Regions from separate parts of the Mus musculus genome. Here regions 1 and 3 are each linked to region 2. Evidence: chromatin loops called from intact Hi-C (ENCODE). Cell type or tissue: heart. All regions are shown on one strand.

The links. A loop is a pair of places that touch in the nucleus more often than their neighbours do. Peaks named below come from ENCODE experiments on the same cell type or tissue, not always from the same donor. Only the 100,000 strongest peaks of a DNase experiment are listed, where the experiment ranks them.
Region 1: a loop joins it to region 2, with 2.7 times the contacts of the local background. A loop is called at or near these places in 10 of 42 quality-filtered maps.
Region 3: it touches region 2 in a loop (4-fold over the local background); 13 of 42 quality-filtered maps call a loop at or near these places.

What each region holds. Positions count from the first base shown.
Region 1 is chr3:54,309,547-54,317,546 of GRCm38, forward strand. It overlaps Trpc4 (transient receptor potential cation channel, subfamily C, member 4), which reads left to right. Exons shown (of 11, transcript NM_016984.3): 9 at 6,071-6,112; 10 at 6,220-6,309; 11 at 7,897-8,000. Among named protein-coding and RNA genes, the nearest start is that of Gm31095, 48 kb to the right of the region's middle. In heart, a CTCF peak has its summit at 4,714 (motif pointing left); no DNase peak of the experiment used is centred here.
Region 2 is chr3:54,150,616-54,158,615 of GRCm38, forward strand. Trpc4 (transient receptor potential cation channel, subfamily C, member 4) reads left to right here and starts at 5,442. Exons shown (of 11, transcript NM_016984.3): 1 at 5,442-5,644. In heart, a CTCF peak has its summit at 4,884; no DNase peak of the experiment used is centred here; H3K4me3 peaks cover 2,557 bases; H3K27ac peaks cover 240 bases; H3K27me3 peaks cover 2,611 bases.
Region 3 is chr3:53,737,960-53,745,959 of GRCm38, forward strand. No RefSeq gene overlaps it. Among named protein-coding and RNA genes, the nearest start is that of Gm30735, 39 kb to the left of the region's middle. In heart, no CTCF peak of the experiment used is centred here; no DNase peak of the experiment used is centred here.

The DNA.
Region 1 (8,000 bases), 160 kb after region 2:
TGGGTCTTACAGAAAGGACAGCAGCCATCCATGAAAAGCCTGGTTCCCCGGAGTTCCTGCTGGAAGATTTGCTGGGAACAGTTTATTCAACCTGCTTTTTTTTGTTTTGTTTTGGTTTGGGTTTTTTTGTTGTTGTTGTTCTTTGTTTTTTGTAAAATAGTTATTTACATGTAGTTAGTTGAGAACTCACACTAACATTATTTTCTCATCTGACAGAATTAAGATAAGAGCAACATAGGAACACATGACACATGTCATTCTCAACGTACACGATCAAGGGCACATGATATAAAAACATTGACCCTGATGTTTGGAATAGGATATATATATATATATATATATATATATATATATATATATATATATATGAATATGGATGTGATATATGTGTGTATATATATATATATGTCAGCTGAATATACTTATATTTCAAAAGGAGTCTAAAATTATGACACTTTGTAGTTGAAATTTTTGTAAAATAGTTATTTACATGTAGTTAGTTGAGACCTCACACTAACAATAAAAGTTTGTGACTTTTGAATAACCTGTAATTCATCCTCTGTACTTTAGCACTTGTGAGAGAGAAACTACAGCTTCCTTGAAATATTGTGACTTTCCAAAGGCAACTTGGAAACTGGAACAGCCATTGTTTCCTTCTTCTAAACCAAGAGGACTTCATTACCATTTTTGACAGATTTCATTTTGATACATTTAAATTTGCTTGCTCAAATGGGAGGTGGTATGGGATGTGCTTGGTGTGCTTGGAACTTCAGGAATGAGGCCCTGATCTCTTGGTCTGACAAGATGGTATCTGGGAATCCTGTGTCTTTATTTTAGACATTTAGAACGTGATCTTATGAAGAGGAATTCACAACTGCGTGCTGCAGTGGTGAGAAAGTGTTTTCTAGAGGACACTAAGTAAATTCTTTTCAAGCAGAGTCAAACAGCAATTTCTGGAGGAACTGATTCCATCCTGCATTGGCCCCTTGCCGTTTTACAGTTCTGAAGGAGAACACAGCAGGCTGCATCCTTAATAGGATTCACTGAGCAGAGGAAAGACTAAAAGGCATAATTCATGGGCCGGGAACTTAGTGACAGACAGAAACCAGAGTGGAAATGAAAGAAAATGACCCTGAACGTTGACTGCAGGGAATCATCGGCTTCTGCAGAAAGTCTGACATTCCACAGGGTAGACCTGGAAAGAATAGAAGCTAAAAAGCCAGCAAATGTCACAGTGCCTTCCCTGGAGCCCCTCTCCTGTTACAAACCTCTCTCTCAGTTTGAGAGAGCCTGTGCAGCTGTTGGAATCTCAGCTTCCCTTGCACAGTCAAGGCTTCTCACGACTTCATTTTCTTCCCATTAGTTCTATGATTCAAATGCCATGGTCTAGTCCAACAGATCAGGTGGAACCTGCTTATGCTACATTAGCATATCTTCAGCCGCCACCCTTACCCCCTCCCCCGCCCCCGCCCCCATCTTGAATGCTATCCTACCAGGGAACATTACATATGCAATCCAGCAGCATGTAGATTATTGACATGTGTATAACTGGCGAAGAGAATGACACCACCAAGTGTATGTCTTCCAAAATACTCTCCCTAGACTCACGCTAAATTAAGTCTTTGATCTTGGCCCATTTTAACGTCAGACAGAGTTGACAACCAATCTAATTAAAAATAAAAGCTACAAAAATGCAACTCTCAACACTGCAAAAGCTTCACAGAAATTTGATTATCCTCGTTCACTTAGTGCTTTTAAATTAAATACCCCGATTACATTATTGTTATAAACACACCTCAGTTGATTCAAGATGTGGGTTGTTCCGGTGACAATAATGATACAGTCTCCACTCTAACAATAGTAGAAGGCCCTTGAACGTCAGCAGATCTTTACCCAATAGCAAGGTGACAAATATCCCAAGTATAATTGAAGAAGATCTGATAGATGACATTTAAAGATATCACTAATTGGCAACAATTTATTATGTGTGTTACAAAGGGTATAATGAGTTTAACTATCTTCCTCTTCTTACTTCTAATGTTTAAGTTAGAAATCACAAGCCCCTAGTACCTTGCAATGTGAACTTGTTGGTAATAATATTTTTAAAGCTGTTTTATTGGGTTCTTATACCTCTCCTTCTCTTCCAACCCTAATCCCTTCCAAGCCTCCAACACTAGAGAGGAGAGGAAGGTTAGAGGGGGAAAGGGGGCATACCTCTTTCAACAACAAAATGGACTAGTTCCTGCTGATTAGGGATGTTATTTTTCTCGAGGTCAGATCAATATTTGGTCTAAGTATATCTCCAGCTCCTTTTTCTTGTTGATTTGCTCAAGAACATTGTCAAACCTCAACAACAGCAACCAGGAGCAGCAGGGGAGAGCAGCAGCCACCCCAGGCTGTCTAGGGGATCTTCCTTTTCCGAGAGTCTCCAGAATTAAACCATCTGCAGCTGGCAAAATCACACCCCTGCTAGTACAGGAGGAAAATCATAATCACCTGCTGTGAAGCAGTCTCTTATCCCATACCTGAGATTAAAATAAAAATATATTCACATAGCATACCTGAGTTTTTTAAAGAAACAAACAAAAAAGTCTACAGTTTACTATAGTTGTATATAGGCTGAGACCATAAGGTTCAAGCCATGTGCAGACACAGGCACTGTATAAAGCTGCACACAGAGTGATGGAGCTTCCAGAACAAAAGTCCCAATGATCTGTGGCCATGGCCAGAAGCTACAAAGTTCTATACTGCCTGATGCCAGACCACTATCAAAGAAGTCACACTTCTTCCCTTAGCACTTGGTTAATTAAAGACCCAGGTACTAAGGTCCACTGACTGCACTGTGCCATAAGAGGTTTCTCATGAAGAGCCTAGACTAACTTTTCCAATACTGTTGCTCTCAGTAACACTTGTCTATCTTGACTTGTCAAAATCCTGGTGCCTGGAGTTCAGTCGGAAACCCCACTTCTGGTTACATTCTTGACTCTGAACAATATTATCTCTTCCCCATATTCACAGGACATTCAGTCTTCACCACTGAGTTTAATGGTGTATTTTCCATTATCTGTGTCTTACTCCATCACCTTACAGAGGACAAGCCATTTAAGTGTGCTTATTCAATTTACTATTCGGAAGATTCTGCTTGCCTCTGAAAGAATATTGTCTATATGGACGTGTGGTCACCTAATGGTGTATTTTAAATGGGCTGTACAATTGAATAGCTCTTCTATAGAGACAAAAGAGAATCCACAGAGATTGCTATAGACCAGTGTATGCAGAGTTACTCATAAAGATCCTGGACTCCTACAATAAATGGTTGACTTCTGAGTTTGACCATCATTCTTGTCCCTAGCCGTATCACTTCAAAGCCAATTTCTCATTCCCACATCTCTTTACTCCAAGGGTATCAGCATCTCATGATCTAGCTGAACAAAGTACTCTGATAAGCATGAAGCACATAAAAATCACTCAAAGACAAGCAAATGCACTCAAATTATATTTCCTCAGAAGAAATCCAGAGATTGGTCAATTGATGAAGTTTGAGGATTCAGGGGTATTTTTAATTCGTGTCAATCACTAATTAATAAGTGAAGAAAGATGAATAATGCCAGTGACAGATGCTATGAATCATATCTCTTATTTAATGTCCTAAATTACCCAAAGAGTTTATTTTCACTGCACAACTTTAATGTCCCTCTGGGATATAATCAGTTTTATCCACATCTAATCTTAACTCCATGTTCTTAATATTGTAATACCACTGCCCACTTCAAATGCAGACAATAGGAACAGATTCATAAAACTAGAGGCTAAAACACGGGTCTGTGCTGAGTCACTAGGAAAGGGTATAGATGGGCTGAGGAGTGCACCCTTCATGCACATCACTAGGTGAGTGTGTTGGTTCAGATTCACCCTTTCTTTAAGAAAGTGGTTATCTCACCTCTAGCAATTATGCTGACATTAAACAGCTGATATAATATCCCGAGGCTAAAGGGTATTGTGTAATTCCCAAGGAGATGGAGATGATAATTAGTTTACACAAAGTAAACCTTAAACCTCACCCACGGAATATAACCCCTCAGTTAGCTAAGTGAGCTTTTCCTATGCCTTTCCTTTTCTCTGACAAGCTTTTTATACTTGTTAAAATTTTCCCCAAGCCAATATATTATGTTTCACTTTAAACTACGTACTTTATTCTCTTGCATATTTGAATTAAAAATGTTGACTATGGATTTTAGGGACGGTTCTAGAACTTGAAAAAAAAAACTCTGTACATTTTAATGTTTAAATGCACCATGATATCTTTGTTTATCACTCATAACTCTGAGTCTATCAACCCTAATCTTAGTTTAATGCTCAATAAAGCTCAACTATGACCTCAGGCTTTTTTTGACATTATCTTACTGAATTTAAAAAGATTCTAAAACCAGCGAAGGTAGACCAACTGAATTGGTTCTATATTAAATAAAGGGTCTATATACTTAAAGTATCTTGGAAGTCATTTGTTGATGTTGAATACTTTTTAGTAAATGTTAAAGATACATACATACATACATACATACATACATATGACTCATTTTGTGCTTCTCTTTATTTTAAGCAATGTCACAGGGTCTGGAAGGCCACTGTCTTTTTCTAGAAATGCTTTTTCTCTTGGAATTTATCTTGGGTTTTGTTTCATCAGGAGGTAGACACCACCCCCATCTGGTGGCCCAGCCATAAAACTTCCATGCTACACTCTTCCAGATGGTCTAATTTTCTAGTTTTCTTGTTGGCAAATACCTTAATCATAGAGAGAACTCAGTTCGCATGTAGTGAACGCTGTCTTTTGGTAATTAGTGGCTTTAGGAATCAAAGCATTGCCTTCCTTTCTTCCTGTAAATCACTGCTTTTCTTGAAACACAGACACTGCTTAGGCTCAGTAGAATAGAATTTTGACTTTTAATATATATTTTTAAAATATCATTTTATATTTATGCACTGCTCTTTCTAAAATTCTATCTTATCAGCCTATGGTTAAATATTTACTAGGGAATAAGCTCAAAAGCCTCATTAGAAACTAAGAACTATTATTCCCTTAGCTTCTCAAAATACACCAAATTAATCCCTTTATAACAGAAATGTTTTACTTGGGTTGACTTTTTTCAGTGTTCTTTCTTAAGAATCAATGCCGCTGCTTATTAAAAGTGCATTATGTGGGGTCACCATAGATGGGTTTCTATTAATGCTTTTAGAATACTTATGAAAGGTGAAAATGTAAAATTTTAATCTCATTTGTTGTTTAACTCAGTTTTTAATGGACTTTGTTCACCATCAGCCATCTTCTCTCCATTCTGTACAAAGAAGCTGATATAGTGTGCAGACCCACCTAAAACATCCCAGTCTTCCAAGAGATAGCAGAGTTGGGAGCTTGGCGGGTGTGACGCAGTGGGAGGAGTCAGTCACACTCCGGCTTCCCTGGGTGCTGTCTCCAAAGCCACAAGGTGAAAGGTAGCTGAAAGCCACATTCGATACCTTGAAAATCATAAGTTTAACTAGTACTCTGGCTGATTTTATTAAATCTTATCTAATTAAAACAGAAAGTTCCTTCAGTGGATGTATGACTGAAACTGCTGCAAGTTCACCGTCCCCCAAGATTGCAGATTATGTATTGCTATTTACAGTGACTGATTTTCTATATTTTTCTGTGCTGATATTTATGGGAAAATACTAATTCCATTTGCTATTTCCTCCCCTGGTTATTTCCTGTCTCTGCCTTCAGTATTTCTAGGGATGCCGGGTGTGTATCCAGTACGGTCAGTTCATTCTCTCACAGCCCTGCAGCCTAACCAGGACCCCATTTCTAGCACTGTTAATTTATTCTGCTTTAAGAGTTCTATACGTTAAAGACTTGTGCCTTTTCACTTTAGTTCATTGACTCTTTGTGTGTGAAACCTCTCTGTGACTATGGCTCATTGCCCCCACTTTGGTGATAAAAGACAACAAGAACAGTCTTATCTGCAAAAGCGATAACTTTGAGGATAAAAAAACGTATCTATATAACCACACGGGAATATCCTTTCCTTTTCAGCGGCGTGCTGCTGATAACTTGAGAAGACATCACCAATACCAAGTAAGTAGTGCTTGTGTTTGTTCCTGAAATGGCCATTCAAACAAAATGCGGATCTGACTCGGGACAGAAAGTGAATCCATGCACTGAATATCAATCCTGTCGTTCAGGAGGTGATGAGGAACCTGGTGAAGCGGTACGTGGCAGCCATGATCAGAGAGGCAAAAACCGAAGAAGGCTTGACGGAGGAGAATGTTAAGGTAAAGCTTCGCCTTCATCGCGGAGACAGCGTGTGGAGGCAGCCTTTAAGGCCAGATTTACAAACCTAGCCATGCCTCCTGTGTTTTAAATTAAACTTCCATGGAACTAAGTGAAAGGGCAGACAGACAAACAGAAAAACAACAGCAAAGTAGAGAAATTTCCCAAGTTGCTTTGAAACATCCTTAGCCCACACTGTCAAGGGGGCTTAACTTAGTGGCAAGGAAACCCCTAGTCCTTGTTGCATTCTGATCCATGTCCCCAATCCCTGCTGTGCCACGTCAGCTTCTCATTTGTATTTCAGTCTGATTTCTAAATCGGAAGCATTTACTAACCAACTTACTACCAATAGCACAAGCTTCCTGGGTCTCTGTGGTATCTTCTTGGGGGCAGGGATATAAAGTTTTCTATATTGCAAGTTGGAAATCAAGTTCAAAGACTTCTAAAGTTTTGTGAGAGGAAATAAGTGAACATAGGCAATGGTATTTTAACATTAAATGTGAATTGATTCTTTGATTTTACATGGCCCTTTATAAATTTCGGAAGAATTCTTTCAGGTTAATGTGATTTTACAGATAAAACCAAGGCCACGAAAGCATCAAAGATCATTAGAGAAACAAGAGCTAAACAGTCATTGAGATAAGCAAGGAGAGGAGCTGCCAAAAAGACAGCACAGATTGTCAATTAAATAGACTCCAAAGTATTTTTCTGCAACCATAAATCTCAATGATGAGGCTAAATGCTTCCCTTTGTCCTGGAAGACAGTGTGGCTCTGGAGTAGAAGAGAAGCTAAGAAAGAGGTTTTCCAATGAAATAAGAAAAATATAGGGATCTAGGAACCTCGTGTAAATGAGAGCCAGGACTTCTGGACCCAATGGTTGGTCTAAGCCCCCCGCAGAAGGTATTGAGAACAGAGGCAGTCTCTCGAAAGGCTAAGGTTCATGTTATTTTTACTTTGCACATCCTTTTCAGAGAAAAAAAAATATCGCATTAAAACACGTGACCCAAGGACCAGGAAGTGGCTTGACAGTTAGAAGCAGACTCCAGAGAGGAAGTATTTAAAAATCACTGTCTCCAAGAAAGTAGACAACCCACCGAACAGTGACAGAGCGCACAATCCCTTTTGTTTCTCTTTCTGTTACACTTAGAAGATTTCTTTATGTGTCCCAGCTGCTTTTCTCATTGATGTCACAAAACACTAAAGAGAAGCAACTCAAAAAAGAAAAGATGTCCTTTGCCTCATGGTTTGAGAAGCAATGGTCCCTAGTGGCAGAGAAAGCAGAGTGGAACAGTTCGTCTCATGGCAGCCAGGACTAGCACCACTGATACACCCAGAAGCATGTTTTAGGGATCTCTCTGCTCCGTCATGTTTGACATAAAGAATAACCATCATACTAGAATATAAAATACCAATAGGAAAATTAATGATACCAGGTATCAGAGTCAGGGCCTGAAATTCTAAGTAGAATCCCAGGAGGACAGAACCCTGCGTCTTCAAAAGAGGCAGGACCATTTCAGACAGCTCTATGAAATTAGGAAATGATGTTTCCGTAAGTCAGCACCTAACGTGTCATTTGGATTTTATTCAGGAACTAAAGCAAGACATTTCTAGCTTCCGCTTCGAAGTTCTGGGATTGCTCAGAGGAAGCAAGCTCTCTACAATACAGTCAGCCAACGCGGCGAGTTCAGCGGA
Region 2 (8,000 bases):
TTCTGGATATATGCCCAGGAGAGGTATTGCTGGATCCTCCGGTAGTACTATGTCCAATTTTCTGAGGAACCGCTAGACTGATTTCCAGAGTGGTTGTACAAGCCTGCAATCCCACCAACAATGGAGGAGTGTTCCTCTTTCTCCACATCCACGCCAGCATCTGCTGTCACCTGAATTTTTGATCTTAGCCATTCTGACTGGTATGAGGTGGAATCTCAGGGTTGTTTTGATTTGCATTTCCCTGATGATTAAGGATGTTGAACATTTTTTCAGGTGCTTCTCTGCCATTCGGTATTCCTCAGGTGAGAATTCTTTGTTCAGTTCTGAGCCCCATTTTTAATGGGGTTATTTGATTTTCTGAAGTCCACCTTCTTGAGTTCTTTATATATGTTGGATATTAGTCCCCTATCTGATTTAGGATAGGTAAAGATCCTTTCCCAATCTTTTGGTGGTCTTTTTGTCTTATTGACGGTGTCTTTTGCCTTGCAGAAACTTTGGAGTTTCATTAGGTCCCATTTGTCAATTCTCGATCTTACAGCACAAGCCATTGCTGTTCTGTTCAGGAATTTTTCCCCTGTGCCCATATCTTCAAGGCTTTTCCCCACTTTCTCCTCTATAAGTTTCAGTGTCTCTGGTTTTATGTGAAGTTCCTTGATCCATTTAGATTTGACCTTAGTACAAGGAGATAAGTATGGATCGATGCGCATTCTTCTACATGATAACAACCAGTTGTGCCAGCACCAATTGTTGAAAATGCTGTCTTTCTTCCACTGGATGGTTTTAGCGCGAAGGGCACTCTTAAACCATGAACTAAAATTAACTTTTCACCCCTGAGAACAATTAACGTATGCATTTATTTAAATCATTTAAACTAGTTGATAGGGATATAAACTTGGTTGTTATACAGTTAGCTAGCACACAAAAAGCCATATTTTTTTAATGCCTAATACCTCTCCAATAAAGACTTGAGTACAGAATCAATTAAACTGAGATAGACAGTAGGTAAGGGAAATAATTTTCTTTAAACAATAATATTTTTTCTTTAAAAGATTCACTTATACTCTCATAATTAATTCAAGTCAAATGTCCCAACCTAGATTATCATCTATTTTAATAGCATATTTAACAGTTTCTCTTCAAGTTCTACAAATCGACATTAGAGAAAGGTTTCTTTAATATTAGCATTTATTTAATTAATTAACATCTGGGGATTTTGCCATTACAACAAAGCTAGTCCAGACCAGTGCATCTCCACACTGTCTGTGGAGGAGAGTAATCCTGCCCTTAGGGGGAAAGTCCAGATTCCTTATTAAAAACAGTGCATCCATCTCTATTAGTATACACCCAACATCCTCAGAAATCTCTCCCTCTGATCCTTCTGTAGTCTATTACACACTACCAGCCTGGGTCTCGGCAGATGTTGTAATCTCTAGACCATAGATAAGCAGGAGTTTGTGGGAAGAACAGATGATAAAGGTGAACTGTAGGTCATCATGTACCTCCAGGGTGGAGTGGAGACCAGTGGTGATGAGGAACTTGCACGAACTTGCACTTGAAGTAGAATCCTTGCTTTATAACTGTATTTATTTATTTTATGTATGTGAGTACACTGTCGCTGTCTTCAGACATACCAGAAGAGGTCATTGGATCCCAATACAGATGGTTGTGAGTCACCAGGTGGTTTCTGGGAATTGAACTCAGAACCTCTGGAAGAGCAGTCAGTGCTCTTAACTGCTGAGCCATCTGCTCTCCAGCACTGAGATAGAATTCTTTAATGTACCACAGGGGATGAATCATAAGGCTGGGCTGGGCTGGTAAACAATTGTTTCCATAGAGGGTCTGCAGAGCCGCATTCAAATAAATATGTATAGGAAAGCATTCATATGTTAATGTATTAAGAGCTCTCACTGTGGAGCAGAGGAATAGCACAAAACTTCATTGTTTAAAATGAGTCCAAATTCACAAACATAAACAAAGGATGAAATATTAAAATATAATTCTCCTTTTTGATAATCAATGTATCAAATAGAAATGCATCCGCTCACCCCGAATAAGAAATTTATGAAAGTAAATGAAAAGCAACAGTGAACCTAGGAGTAAGTACAGGTTCTGTGGTGACTGTTCCTTAAGTTCCCCAAACAAGCTTTCTTTAAGATGTTCCTGCATGTTGACTCATGGCCTCCTTAGTAAAAATGTACCTGACAAATAAATTTAGATACACACACACACACACACACACACACACACACACACACACACACACAGGTTTGGTTCCCAGCACCCATGCGGTGGCTCACAACTGTCTGCAACTCCAGTTCCAGGAGATTCCATGCTCTGCTGTCACCTTCTCAGGAAGTTCTGGAGACTCACATGGTATACATATGTACACATAGGCAAATGTCAATTTAAACGCAATAAATTTAAATAAACGAATTGTCAAATATCAAATATCATGACAGTGTTTTCTCATAAGGAATAAAAGTTTCAAAACAAATAGCAATTCTATGACTTAAAAATCTTCATAGAATTGTGTGATGATTTAGAAAAATCATTTTTGGAAAATTATATATATATAATATGGAGAATATATATATATATATATATATATATATATATATATATATGGAGAGAAGTCTACTATACATGCATGGTAGGTAATGGTGCATATGTGTGTGTATGTGTATATATATATATATATATATATATATATATATATATATAGTGTGAGAGAGAGAGAGAGAGAGAGAGAGAGAGAGAGACAGTAATGGCATTCTTCATGAATGCCTCACTATCACAGAAAACCATGACAATGGTCCTTGGCAGAAGTGAGTTTTCCATATCTCTGTGCCTGTAACGTTGTCTCTTTCTTCTTCAGTTTTCAAAGAAAGAACTATACACATTGTAGCTCCTGAAGAGAAAACAGAAACTTTAGAGGTTAAAAATTCCTTTCCTCAAACAACAGTGATCCCAACTTCATGATCTGTTTGAAGTGTGAATAGGCACTAGATGTAACTGCCTTACCGCTGCCATTCCTTGGTTTACTTCCTGTTGCTAATTTCAAGGCAACAGTAACTTCTTCTTTCCTTGAATCAGACACAAACCTAAACTCCAAATAAACAAATCTGCTTGAGTGTAGATTCCTTTGGCCCCACTGACCTGCAGCTTAAGGACTTACAGGTTTCTTCTCACCAGACTGTTTAAATGCCTTACCTTTTTTTTTTTTTTTTTTTTTGTATAATTACCAATCATTTCATGTATCACAAGCACAGCTACGGCAATCCAGACTTGCACACGCTGCTGCTGAGGAGGGTTTGTGGTCCATTGCTCTTCCTTCCAAGGGAACACAGGCTGCTAGGAGCAAACGCCGATGATGCTGGTGTGCGTTTTGTGGTCCTCAAGGTTTTGCTTTTGCTTTCCTTTTTTTTTTTTTTTTTTTTTCTATTTTGTTTTTATTGTGGACTCACATCCACCTTTCTTATGGGAAGAATAACAAATTAGGGAAGACTAGAAAAAATATCTGTCTCTGATATCATGATAAAAAATGGTATCTGCTATGAAGAAGTAAGAGCCCTAAGAGAGCTGTGTGGATGATCTCAAGTGTTGAGTTCCTTTTCAAGCATCCTTAAACCTGTCTTAAGGACCTACACTCATGACAGCCTGTATTTTAGCAGAAACACTTCTTCAACCAATGTCTGCTCCAGGTTTGGTTTTTATACATTTACTGATCATTAAGAAAAACAGGTTTTGTGAAATTTTTTTTTAAAGAAGTAGTTTCAGTTGTACCACGCCAAACAGATGTCGATGTGTGTTTTTCTTCTTTTCTTCTTCAGTAGAAAGTAGGTTTAGATTTATTGTAAAGTTCATCTCCATGTCTACCGAGTGATGTGTTTTGCATATTTTATAAAATCCAGTGTTTAATGCTAAGACAAGAAAACTACCTTTGAAAGATGTTGACACACATTTATGGAGATCTGTAGAGGGATTCGGGGTAGGGATGGAGTTCTTCTGTTGCTCATCCAGTTTTCTGGTACAGGTTTGTTTGGTGTACTGTAAAGGCCTCGGTATTTTGTGGGACGGACTGTGGGCTGTGCTCTCTCAAAATCACTCTAGGGGTCATGCTGACCTATGAGAGGAGCAGTTAGCTCAGGAGAAAGAAAACTTGACAACTACAAACAGCATTTTGAAAAGAACAACAAAACAAAACCTTCACTCCAAAGAGTACACTCCAAAGTCAACAAAGCCTCCTTACTCTGCAATTACCCTTAAAAAACAAAAACAAAAAAACGAAACGGAAAAAAAAAAAAACCCACCTCACTCATCTGACGTTCAGAAACGCAGAGTGAGCCTGAGTCTATTAAATCTTGCTGCTGGGATGCTTACAGGCGATGGGGGGAGCTCACAACCGCCTGTGCTCTGAAAAAGAAACCCGAGAAGTGAAGGTAGGAGGGGGCTGAAGCCTTTTGGCAAACGCACTGCTAAGTTTGTCCCTTGGTCTTGAGATCACGAACAATAAAGGTGTGGCAAGTTACATGAACTTTTCCACCTCTGTACTTGGATCTTATTTTTGTGTATGAATACTACACCAAGAGATAAGCTGTATCTGGAAGCTCAAGATTAGAGTTAGAGATGCTGAGTCCGGTGGCAGACACCGTCGTTCACCAACATGCCCACCTGCAGCCACCAGGACCTCCAGCTCCTACGCTGGCCCATAATTTGGGATTAAATACGTGGGAATCTTGATTGCCAGTTGTTTAGAGGGAGCCAGGTAGGAGTGGATGGGATGCTGGGGGCTTATCATTTATTTATTGCCACTGTCTGGATTGTTGATGGTAGTGGCAAGCACATCCCTGCACTAGCAAGGCAAGTGTGACACCTTGAGGACAGGGAAGGGGGTGCCAGGAGTCCAGGGCGGCTACAAGAGTTGCCAGGGCTGGGTAGGGGGAGAGACAATTTGTTCCAATCCTTTGACCAGCTGCTTAGTATGGTTGGAGCAGGGCTTTCCAGGGTTGGGTTCGGTTGACAAGTGAAGTTTTGCATTTCTCCTGGGCTACACCAAGCCCTGATCTGTGTATGCCAAACACCCAAGACCTCCGGGTCTGTCCTGACCACCACTTAGCTGAGTGACAAGCAGACATATGGCGAGCCACCCTGCTTGCTGACTGACCTGGAGAGATGCTCCCGGGTGGCGCGTTGAGGTGTTTGTGGGTCCTTTATACCCGCTCCTAGGGAGGTGCGTGGGATGCGCATCCATTCGGGCAGACCCAGGATGGGTGGGGGCGGTCCTCCAGGCTGCTCTTTGGCCACCTTGGGAACGCAACTTTTCCGGGGGTATAGGTGGGGAGAGCATCAGTGCCTGGTGGGCGAGGCTGTCGTCCTGGGCACCCCGCCCCCTCCTGGGCTGCCCCTCCCCCGCGCCCCTGCTCTGGCTCTCCAGCATCCTCACTCCGCCCAGTTCTGTGCCAGCTGCGTGGGCTCTGGTTTCGTGCGGGTTTTTTTCCCCCTTGGAATGCTCCAAAAAACTCGGTAGCGACTACGGAAACCCCATCGGAACTGACCAGCTGCGCTAGCACCAGGCACAGCACTGGTGCTGCGCGCTCGCCGAGCCCACCTCGGTCACTTCAACCACCAGATTGCAACTTTGCGGGTAAGAGAGGGTGCAGGCTCCGCGCTCCAGACGCGGGCCTCACATCTGGGATACTGATTAAGTTTCCTAAGCCGACTGGGAAGCAGGCTCCCTGCTAGGAGGCGGGTATCCCTGGGGGCTTACGCGAGTCACCAGGGTGCAGCAGCTTTTTAAGGTTCTTCTTCTTTTTAAAAAGGTTGCTTTTTTAAGGTTCGGGGAAAGATTTTCGCGAAGCTTTCTTTGGATGACCTGGGATAAGGGGGAGTTTGGGGGTGCTTCCAGGCTCTCTCTGTATCGCGTTGTGAGGCAGGGGTGAGGACGAAGAGCGAACCCCCGGTGTGATTTACATGGTAAACAAAGGATCAGCCCTTATCCCCGCGGTGCTGGGGAGCTCGGTGCTTGTGTACAACCTCCCGTGCGCGTTTGGACGTTTGGAGAGGATGGAAATGACATGGTCCTTGGGCACGTAAGGTGAGCTCTATGACTCTCCAACGAGCTGAGGGCACGAAGGGAGGACAGCGACCGCTGTTCAGTGGGTTCATTCCCCTCTGCGTCATTTTCCTCTGTCAAGCAGCAAAAGCACTTTTAAGCTTGTGGTTGGACCAGGTTTGGGGGTTCCTAGTTCGCTTGGCAACTGAGATTCCAGCTGAACCAGTGACTCTGCTTGCTACTTGAGTAGATAGCTTGAATCCATGGCGCAACTTGTTGTTTCCAGCTGCGAACTGCCTTTTGTGACTCCAGAGAGAGACAGAGAAAGATAGAGACATGAGGGTGGAGGTGAGCTGGGCAGAGGGACCAAAGACCATGTGTCCAGTGTTCTCCAGCCACTGTGGTGTATCCCTGCCCACTGCGGTTTTTCCCAGGGGAGCATTATCATTAAATACCGCTGGCTGCTATAAAAGGTTATCAAGTTACTTACGGAGGGAGTAAGCTACTAAGCCAAACGAGTGGGAAGAGAGAGAAAACGCTGTCACTGTGCCTTTAAAATGAAATCTTCGAACAGATTTGTAAAACTGTGATAAAATAAACCACCGAGGTTCATAGGCTCGCTGGCTTTTCTCTCGTAGTCATCACAATGCAAAGTACTTAAAAATTCTTTAGGAAGAATAAAAGATTTAGCAGAGGATTTTTTTTTAAAGACTCAGACACCGAGAGTAGGAGTTGGCGGTTATGTTAACGGTGTTACGATTTGCTATTTAAAGTTATATTTGTAACGCCTACTTCTGTTCATCTGGACAGTAAACCAGGAAACATCCAGCTCTTAAGAGAAACAAAGTAGTAAGATATAGGGGTAATCCTGTCCGAAACTCAGAATTAGGATCAAAATTGAATTTAACGTGGGTAAAGTGAATGAAGGTCTTTACAATCTCTGCAAATCAATGCTGTGGTTAACCAGGATCAATCAGTCAGCCCGGGCAAGGTAAATGGGCATCAAAGGATATATGAATAACTTGGATTAAAAAGGGTAGCAAGGAGAGGGAGGGAGAGTGCATGTGCACGGTTTCAGAGAAAGACTGCAAGGAGCAGCTTTGCCTTGCCTGAACTTTGATCTGAATCTTTACACTGACTGGTGGGAGGAGGAGGAAGGATAGACTTAAGCCAAGAAAGGCAAAGGGGCCAAAAACCTACAGGTTGGTGAAAGAGAGACATCAGAGTTGCCCATGGTCCTCTGAGGGGATATATCACGAGGAAAAGATTTGCAAGTGTGAACTTAGAAAAGTTTATCAGTGTGATCTGGAAGGAGCATTCATCAGAAGCATCAGGTATCAAAGCTGGACAGGAAACAAACATCTCTTAGCTGAAGCTGCCACGCATTGATAGCTTTTGTAAGAATCTCTGATCTTAAGAAATGAAGCACATCTCAGTTTTCTTCTTTTCAGTCATTCTCAGAGATATGAGAGGGACTAGATTTATAAGGCTTCCATGTTTTAAATAATCTTATATTATTCATATTTGTGTTGCATTTATTTCTAGACAGCCAAGATGAAAAGAGCCGACGGGATGTGTAAAGTGGCTGTTTCAAAGAACCAAACAGTCTCGGGATAGATAGCTTTTCACAGAGTAGAACCTGAATCAGTTCATATTTTATAGAGGCTTGGAACCATGAAAACTGTCCGCCTATCCTTTCTGTTTAGTGGACCTTTGAAGGTCATTCTTGTTTAGTGTATGTGCTTCAAACTCCAAGAACCGCATCTAACCAAAGAGCTAAAAACCTGTCTGGTTAAGCATCCACACCCAGAGGACAGAAACGCATCATGGTTCATAACCTATTGTGTCATTTCATGCTATAATGGATATATAAGGCCAATGGGCTGTTTTTCAGTGCTCTGTGATCCTGTCTACTGGTATTTGCCTGAAGTACATGGCACTAAAACCT
Region 3 (8,000 bases), 410 kb before region 2:
CGAATAAAGGGACGCTGCATGTCAAGGGGCGGGTGGGGGGGGTCACACGTTTGTCTTTCTTTCATTTTCTTCTGAGTTACAATATGGAACAGCCACAGAGGCTGTTCCAGCAATCACAATCACACTGAACCCAAATTCAGCCTGGGGCTACCCTGAGCAAGGACGTTAATACTGAGAGCATTGGGTGGATAGATGCATATCTCTTCTAAGAATACTGAATTTCACGGTGACATTTTCAGGAGAGCACCTGTCTGTGATCTCCTGTGGACCCCCCCTCCAAGCCCTGTCCCTCCAAGTCCCCACCCCCTCTCCCCAACCCTGCCCCCCTTCCTCATGTTTCCCAGGTCACCTTGTTTCCCAGGTTCCACAGTGGAAACACCCATACTTGTCTTAAAACCCCAGCTTTGGATGGCACAATGGAGCGGCTTTGTTGGCCCCAATCTGACCACCACCAGACTTATTCCACAGACTATAGACATGTGGGAATTCTACCAACAGCCCTGCTCGTGGGGCTGTCTCTTTGTTACAAGTTTTAGATCGCATCCTGTCTGGGTTACTTTATCTAATCATTGAAACGCTTTAATGGATTTTAATAATTAGTAGAGTATAGTCCCCCAGGCTTATTCGGACTGTGTTAGCCTAGTTTTTCAATTCCATTAGCATCATTTCTTTGTACTTAAAAAAAAAAAAAGCTTTTTCCGTGTTTTTATTCTAACTAAGTGGCATTAGAAAAGACAGGATGCTTTTGTGTTCTAGTTTAACGTTGGATTGGGATTGTGTTGTCTCATCTGCTTATTTGTGCATGCGACAGCCAATAGATTTTTCTATAGTTTATTTAGATTCTGCACATTTCTTCATAAATGTATCATCATGTATGATATCTACTAGTTTATGAGCAATCTGGGTTCACTTAGATTTTTCAGAGTGAGTATTATTGGCACACAGGAGACTATTTTAAGAGTATAATTGCTTCATTTTCCCCTTCTCTTTGCTCCCTTCAAACCCTCATGTGCACGCACCCTCACTGTTCTCTTTGAATGTATGGCTTCTTCTTTAACTATTGTTACGTGTGGGTATATGTTTATGTGTATGTATGTATTTATGTGTGAGAATGTTTGTGGATATGTGCATATATATGTGTATGTATATAAATGTATGTTTATGTATGAGTGTGTTTGTGTATGTGTGTATGTATATATGGGTGTATATGTGTGTATGTAGGGGTGTGTGTGTGTGTGTGTGTGCGCGCCAAAAAACAAAGATTGAGTATTCAGTTCAAGCCAGCCATGGTGATTCTTGGCACTGGAATACAGTGGTGAGTGACTGAGTGACAGAGTGGCCATTTCACTTGCAGAGAGAATTCAGCCTCTTGGGATCCTACTTGGAAATTGTCCCTTCAATTAATTAAAAAATATAGCTTATCTTGTACTAGATGAATTCACAAGATACTAAATATATAGTGTGAATTAAGTGTTGTAACAAAGTTACATGTATAAAAATTGATACATGTATAAAATATTAGCTATGTTAATGTAAAAAAAGATCTCTCCTGGGACCCATCATTCAAGCACAAAAATTCTTCACTCCACCCTTGAAGACTGGTCCTTGGGATGATGCTAACACACATTTAAATATCTCTAGTCCTGTTTCAAACACTTTTCATTATTTACTGGAAAGTCTAATGGCAAGAAAGCAGTATTTTTAAATTATGCATTCTTATTAAATTAGTGGACATATATGGTATTTCAGATTACCATAAATTTTGTAGAATCTTAACACAATTCAATTCTCTGTTTCTATAGCAAAACGTAAGTGTGGACCTGTTTTAAAAACTTGTATTTATTTTCATTGCTGATCTGAAGAATAGTATAAAATCCTCTCAAAATAAGAGCACTTTCATCACCTTTTATAAAGAGTAACTTCACAGTATTCAAATGCAATCCCTACAGGACAGTCCATTTTTAAGCACTGCTATAAACATCATTTTGTCACAGATAACTTTTTGGATAATAGACCTGTTCACACATTCTCATTTCTGTTTGGATGGCTGGCTTTAACGTGTATATTCCTCTCCTGTCACGACATCTAAGCAGTGCCATGTCAGCCCATGTGGATGCTACTCCACCACCCAGCTTGTTCCTGAAATGTTTCTTGTTCCATATTTCAGTTGTGCCTGGCTAAATGGTGGTGTGGGCATCAGCTTCAGGTCTTCTGATTACAGAGTAGCTTTGTTGTCCGTAATCCAGTGGAGGAGCCGGAGGCTTCCTTGGGGTCTGTGTTGCTGTGTCCACAGAAATGATGGCAATGACTAATTCTTTAGATGCTTTTCCATTTTGGTTTCTGTTGCTGTAATAAAACATTCTGATCAAAAGCAGCGTGTGAGAAGGAAAGGGATAGAGTTTACAGTCCATCACCGAGGGAAGTCAAGGCAGGAACGGAAGCAGAGGCCATGGACCAAGTTGCTTACTGGTTTGCTCTCCTCTGCTTGCTCGTCCTGCTAGGAATACCTGCCCAGGAGTAGCACTGCTCCCAGTAGGTGGCCTCCCCACATCAATCATTAATCAAGAAAATGCCCCACAGACATACTCATAGGCCAATGGAGGTGATTCCTTAATTAAGGGTCCCTCTTCTCACGTGACTCTAGTTTGTGTCAAGTTGTCAAAAACTAACTTGCATAGCTTTTTTTTTTAAATACAAAAATAATGTTTGATTTTCTTTGCAGTGACCTATGTACAAGACAATGTAAGATATTATGGGTTAATATAGAGATGGAAATCCACTCCTCTCCCACGGAGCGATTTGGGATTGTTGGGAAAGGAGCCCATCAAGAAATCCAGCTCTCAACATGGGAAAGGGTACAGTGTTCCAAAAGGCAGAGGGGTGTGTGAATAAGATCCACTAAGCAGGACTCTGATGGGTAGCAGTCATCAGCTAGTTTTGCTAATTGCAAGGTTATCATTGTGGGATTGTCTTCAAGTCAAAGAGACACAGGTGTAAGAAACCTGACCAGCATCTCCAAACTTGAGTTTAACAGGGGAGTTAGCATTATGGGCACTAGGGACCGTAACTGATCACGGCAGAAAAGGGGCTAGAGTCTAAGCAGAGGGGGAATGGGTGGGATTAAGCTTGAAGAGTGGGATGGGTCAGGTCTTCCTTAGAACTCAGGGTCCTGTCAGTCATGCACATTGTCTCTCCTTAAGACAGAGGAGTCATTGTTCCTCCATATGTCTCTGACCTGGAGGACAGCTTCCTGTCATTCCAGTCAGTGTTAAGGATGTGCCCGCTGTTTCCTTATGATGGGAGAGAGGCTGACACAGGAACCCGAGGGTGATGGGACCTGAGTGGCAAAGTGTCAGTTTCTTTCATTTACTTTTAAGTACTTTTAATGCTCTTTGATTATTTCATTCACATGTGCACCTGTGGGAAGGTCTCTGATCCCCTGGAACTGGAGTTAAAGACTGTTGTCAGCAGCCATGTGCTGGAAATAGAACTCTGGTCCTCTGGAAGAGCTGCCAGTGTTCTTAATCACTGAGAAATTGCTTCAGACACCTCTACCCTTTTAAATTTTTATTTAATTTAATTTTAAAAATTTTAGGCGTTTAAACTGAAAGTATGTAGGGTGAAGGACCTTTAAGAGTTGATAATAGAGCTATGACATTTTCTGAGCTTGACATGGGTAGGACATCTTTGAGCTTTGAGTAAGTGCTCAGGAATAATTAACTGGCTAAGTGCACAGCAAGCTTGGCGCAGATGACAGATAAGATGAGGTGCTTCTGTTATCCTGTACACTGTGGGTTGTTTAACAGCATCCCTGACCACTACTGACTAGGTCCCAGTAGCAACCCCACCTACTGCCACATCTTAGCCATACAGAGACACACAGTTCCAGAGATTGGGAAACTCAGCCTTTCCCAAGGACCACTGTTTTCTTTAGAATTTGAACAGTTTTATATCATTATATTCGCTCCACCTATGTGCTTCTTAATTTTTTTCTCAACTCCTTTCCTAAGTGTTGAGTTGTTTTTGAGATGAAAGATAAGTAAAGATGACATCAGCATTGACACCGTGAAGTTTATTTTGAGAACAGCCACAATACCACTACACTGGAGACACTTAAATCTCCTACCCTTCACTGCTCCTGGCAAAATTAAAACAGCTTGTTTAGAAAACTCAGACCTCTTGAGAAGATATATTACTTTTCTAGGGGAATTGTCAAGAAAGCGTTCCCTCCCCCACATAAAAAAACACAGCAATCAAGAAGGTACACGGGGGACGTGGCACTCATCACAGGGAACAAGAATGACACGTCTGCAGATTTTGGAAAGCGCCATGTGAGACCCAGGAGAAGCTCCAGTTGACATCCTAGTAGCTTGTCTCTTCTTCCATGCTGTTCTGTGTGAGGACGGGCAAGCGACGGACATTATGTCACCTGCTATGACATCTCGTTTCCATTTTTCCTCATTGTTAGCATTTTGTCTAGGCTCTGCCCCACAGTTACCTGGCAACGGTTAGCCAGGTGTGCCTAACTCACTACAAAAGGGACTGCTTGCCCCCTCGGCTTTCTTGCTCTCTTGCCTCTTGCTATCCCTCTGTCCTCTCAACCCTTCCCCCTCTCTCCCCATTCCCCCTCCAAACTCTATCTCCAGATGCTCATGTGCCATGCCGAGAGGTTTAAAAGTCACTCATGAGGAAAAGAGTTTCAAGGAAGCTCTCCTCCTGGAGTCTGGCGTTCCCTTAATTCTCCATGCCCACATTAGTCTAGTGTATGGACCCACGTGCTCTCTTTCAATATCATTCTATTATAAGTGCCTTTTAAGATTGAATTCTGACATAGCTAAAGCCTCAGTGTTCCAACAGTCCTAGATCGTCCTTGAGCAAGACCTTGGGCTTGGAATTCAGTTCTGCCCCTGGTATTACACTATCTCTGAGTAAAAGTTAGATCACTGCCCTTCACAGGAATCTACCATCACCAAGGAAGAAAGAAGTTTCTGACCGTAGGAGAAACCAGAATAGATACTTAGAACTATAGCTGCGTTACACCCATATACAGGAATTTACAATGGTTTAGGAAGTAGATCGGGCTGTGGTTTTAGAGTATTGCATTATTCATGAGATGGTTAGCTAGAACGGAACTCCCTAGTTAGCACCATGACTTGGGTGTGAAAGCCCTTGCCCTAGGAGTGAAAAGTTCTCACACCTGGCTTCTAAGACTATAGCTGACCTTAGATAGGGCTGACTCTGTCTCAGTTATTTTATTGCCCAGTTCCTGCCAGTCTTTGTGTTTTCATTTCTCTATTCTGTGTAAGAGTCATTAAGCATCCGGTTACCTCATTTGTACCTTGTGGGTATGTCACCCAACTTCTTTATTGTCTTCTGCATAAAAAGTCTGATGCTTGATTTGAAAAATACATTCAGATTCCACACGACCTCTCCTATGTACGTCTGTTTGTCACTCATCCTACGCTTTGTCCACCAGCAACTAGAGACCTGTTCCACGCAGACAAAGGGGCCCAGAGGGTCTGCGGCACTCATGGCCTGCCTCTACAGTCTATTCTCTCTCTCTCCCTCTCTCTCCCTCTCCCCCCCCCCCCGTTTCTCTGTCTCTACTACCCTATCAACTCCCCTCCCCATGCCCTGAATAAACTTTATCCTATACTATACTGTCCTGTGGCTGGTCACCCAGTGGGGAGGGATGCCTCAGCATGGGCCCTCGGAGGCACCCCCTTCCCCCACAGCTTACCTCACATCCACTAGACACATTCTCTCTCCCTTTATTATTATAAAACACAACAGTCACAAAGCTGGTTTTTGTTATTGTAAAATAATGTCCCCTTTAAGCAGAAGCTCACCGTTCAGAAGTTCTGACTGTGCCTGTTATTCAGTAAAAATTTGGCAGCAGAAAAAACTGGATGGTGACTGGGTATCATGGTGTTACTAGGTCCCCAGAGCCACCACCTCTCTCTTCAGTGTGTGCATTTGTGCTGCGTGCATGTGGAGGCCAAATCACAGCCTCACGGGCCATCCCCAGGGACATCGTCCACCTACCTTAGACAGTTCCTCACAGGCCTTGAACTCACTAAGTAGGTTAGGCTGGCCACTGAACCCAAGGGAATCCCATTTCTATATCCCCTGAACTAGGATCACAAGCATGCACTCCTATGCCTACTTTTCACCTGGACTCTGGAGGGACAACTGATCCTTGAGAGAAGGGAAGGCACTTTACTGACCAAAGGTGAGAACCCTCTGAGAGGTCAGAGGTCTTGAAGGTCAAGTAGTTGGGAGCTTTTACAGAACTTACCCAAAGAGAACCTTGGCTGTGTCAAATGCTCTTACCAGCTGTGTCATGTGTCACCTCATCATAGGCTCCGGGAATGGGACCAACTGACCAGGAACCTGAGTCCAAATAACCCCTTTTCCTTATTCCTTAATCACCTGAGGTATTTTGTTATAGCGGTCCAATGTTCACTAACATCCCCATATTCCCAAATACTGATCCAATAGCACAATGCTTAGCATCTAAGGTCAAATACAAGAGAGCTCAAGTTGGGATTCCAGCATATGTCTTTGAAATTTCACATTTTAATACCTTTGATTCCAGTCAAACTGGAAGACTCTATTGCAAATTCAGTTTGTATACATTAGCTTAGAGCAATGTGGGTGGCTTTTCACAGACCGTCAGTTTACCGTAACAGAACTCTTAGAGCGTCCGCATGGCGGAATTAGAATTCAGAGGCAATTGGTTCAGATCTTTGCCGTGAAATCAATCATCCCTCTGTAGATTTCGGGGTGGGCTTCTTGAAGCTTGCTTGCCATGCTTTGTCTTCTGGTGGCTTCACTGAAATTTGGGATGGGGCTGTGAGCAATGTCGCCTGGCAGACTGACCCTTCTCCACACCCTTCTCTCTAAAGTCTTCCCAAAATAACTAGAATTCGCACATTCTATTTAAGGAAACACCCTTGAGCCAGGAAGTTTTTGCAAGCCCACTGAGCACAGGCTTCTGATATACACTGTATGTTACATGATATACACTGTACGTTACATCTGATTCTGTTCCCCGTGTGTACAGCTTCATGGCTCTTTGGAACAAAATGTTTTGAATCTTGATGTTTGAGAGTTTCTCTGCCACAAGCAGAAGGAAAACAGATGCTCACAGTTATCATGTAATAAGATCACTTTTATCATGTCGTACATTCTATTCTCTGATGAAGGAAGAACACTGCAGCCAAATTCTCAACAAGCCTGAGAGAGTGAATATGTTAAAAAAAAAAAAAAACCACTTTATCAAGGAGGTAAGAAAGTGTTGTGTGATATAGAGAGGCCCACAAACTTGAAAGAAGTATATTTGGATATGTAATACAGTGAAACAATAAAAACCTGGGTCAAGTTATTAATGAAAAACATCACTAGGCTAGGTACGGTTTGCAAGAGATAAGAGTAATTTAGTGCAAGGCTGCTCACGTGTTCACACAAGGATTTAATGTCTCTTCTGAGCGCCATGGACAAGGTTTTTTGTTTTGTTTTGTTTTTAAATATATTTCATTTATTTTGTGTAATATGACACTAAACATGAGTACCTTTCTGATTTCCTCTGTAACCCTGTGATAGGCGTATGATAATTCATTCATGCTGTGACTTCAATCTGACTTTGCCATTGAGTTAGGTTCAGTTAACAAAACAGAATCACTATTTGTGTTTTGGTATCTTTCTTTACTTAGTGGTTCTTGAACATGAATCAGTAAACAAGCGCAGAAACCACACATACACACACAAACACATGGAAACAAACCTAGAAATGAGTTTTGGGATTGGTGAGGTGTCTCAAAGGCACTTGCCAGCAAGTCTGGTGAGCTGGGTTTCATCCACAGAACCCACATAGTTGAAGGAGAGATGCAACTCCAAGAAAGCATCCTGACTCTCACTGCTCCAACACACACAATAAATAAATGTGGGGCTGGTGCGATGGCTCGGCTGGTAAGAGCACTGACTGCTCTTCCGAAGAG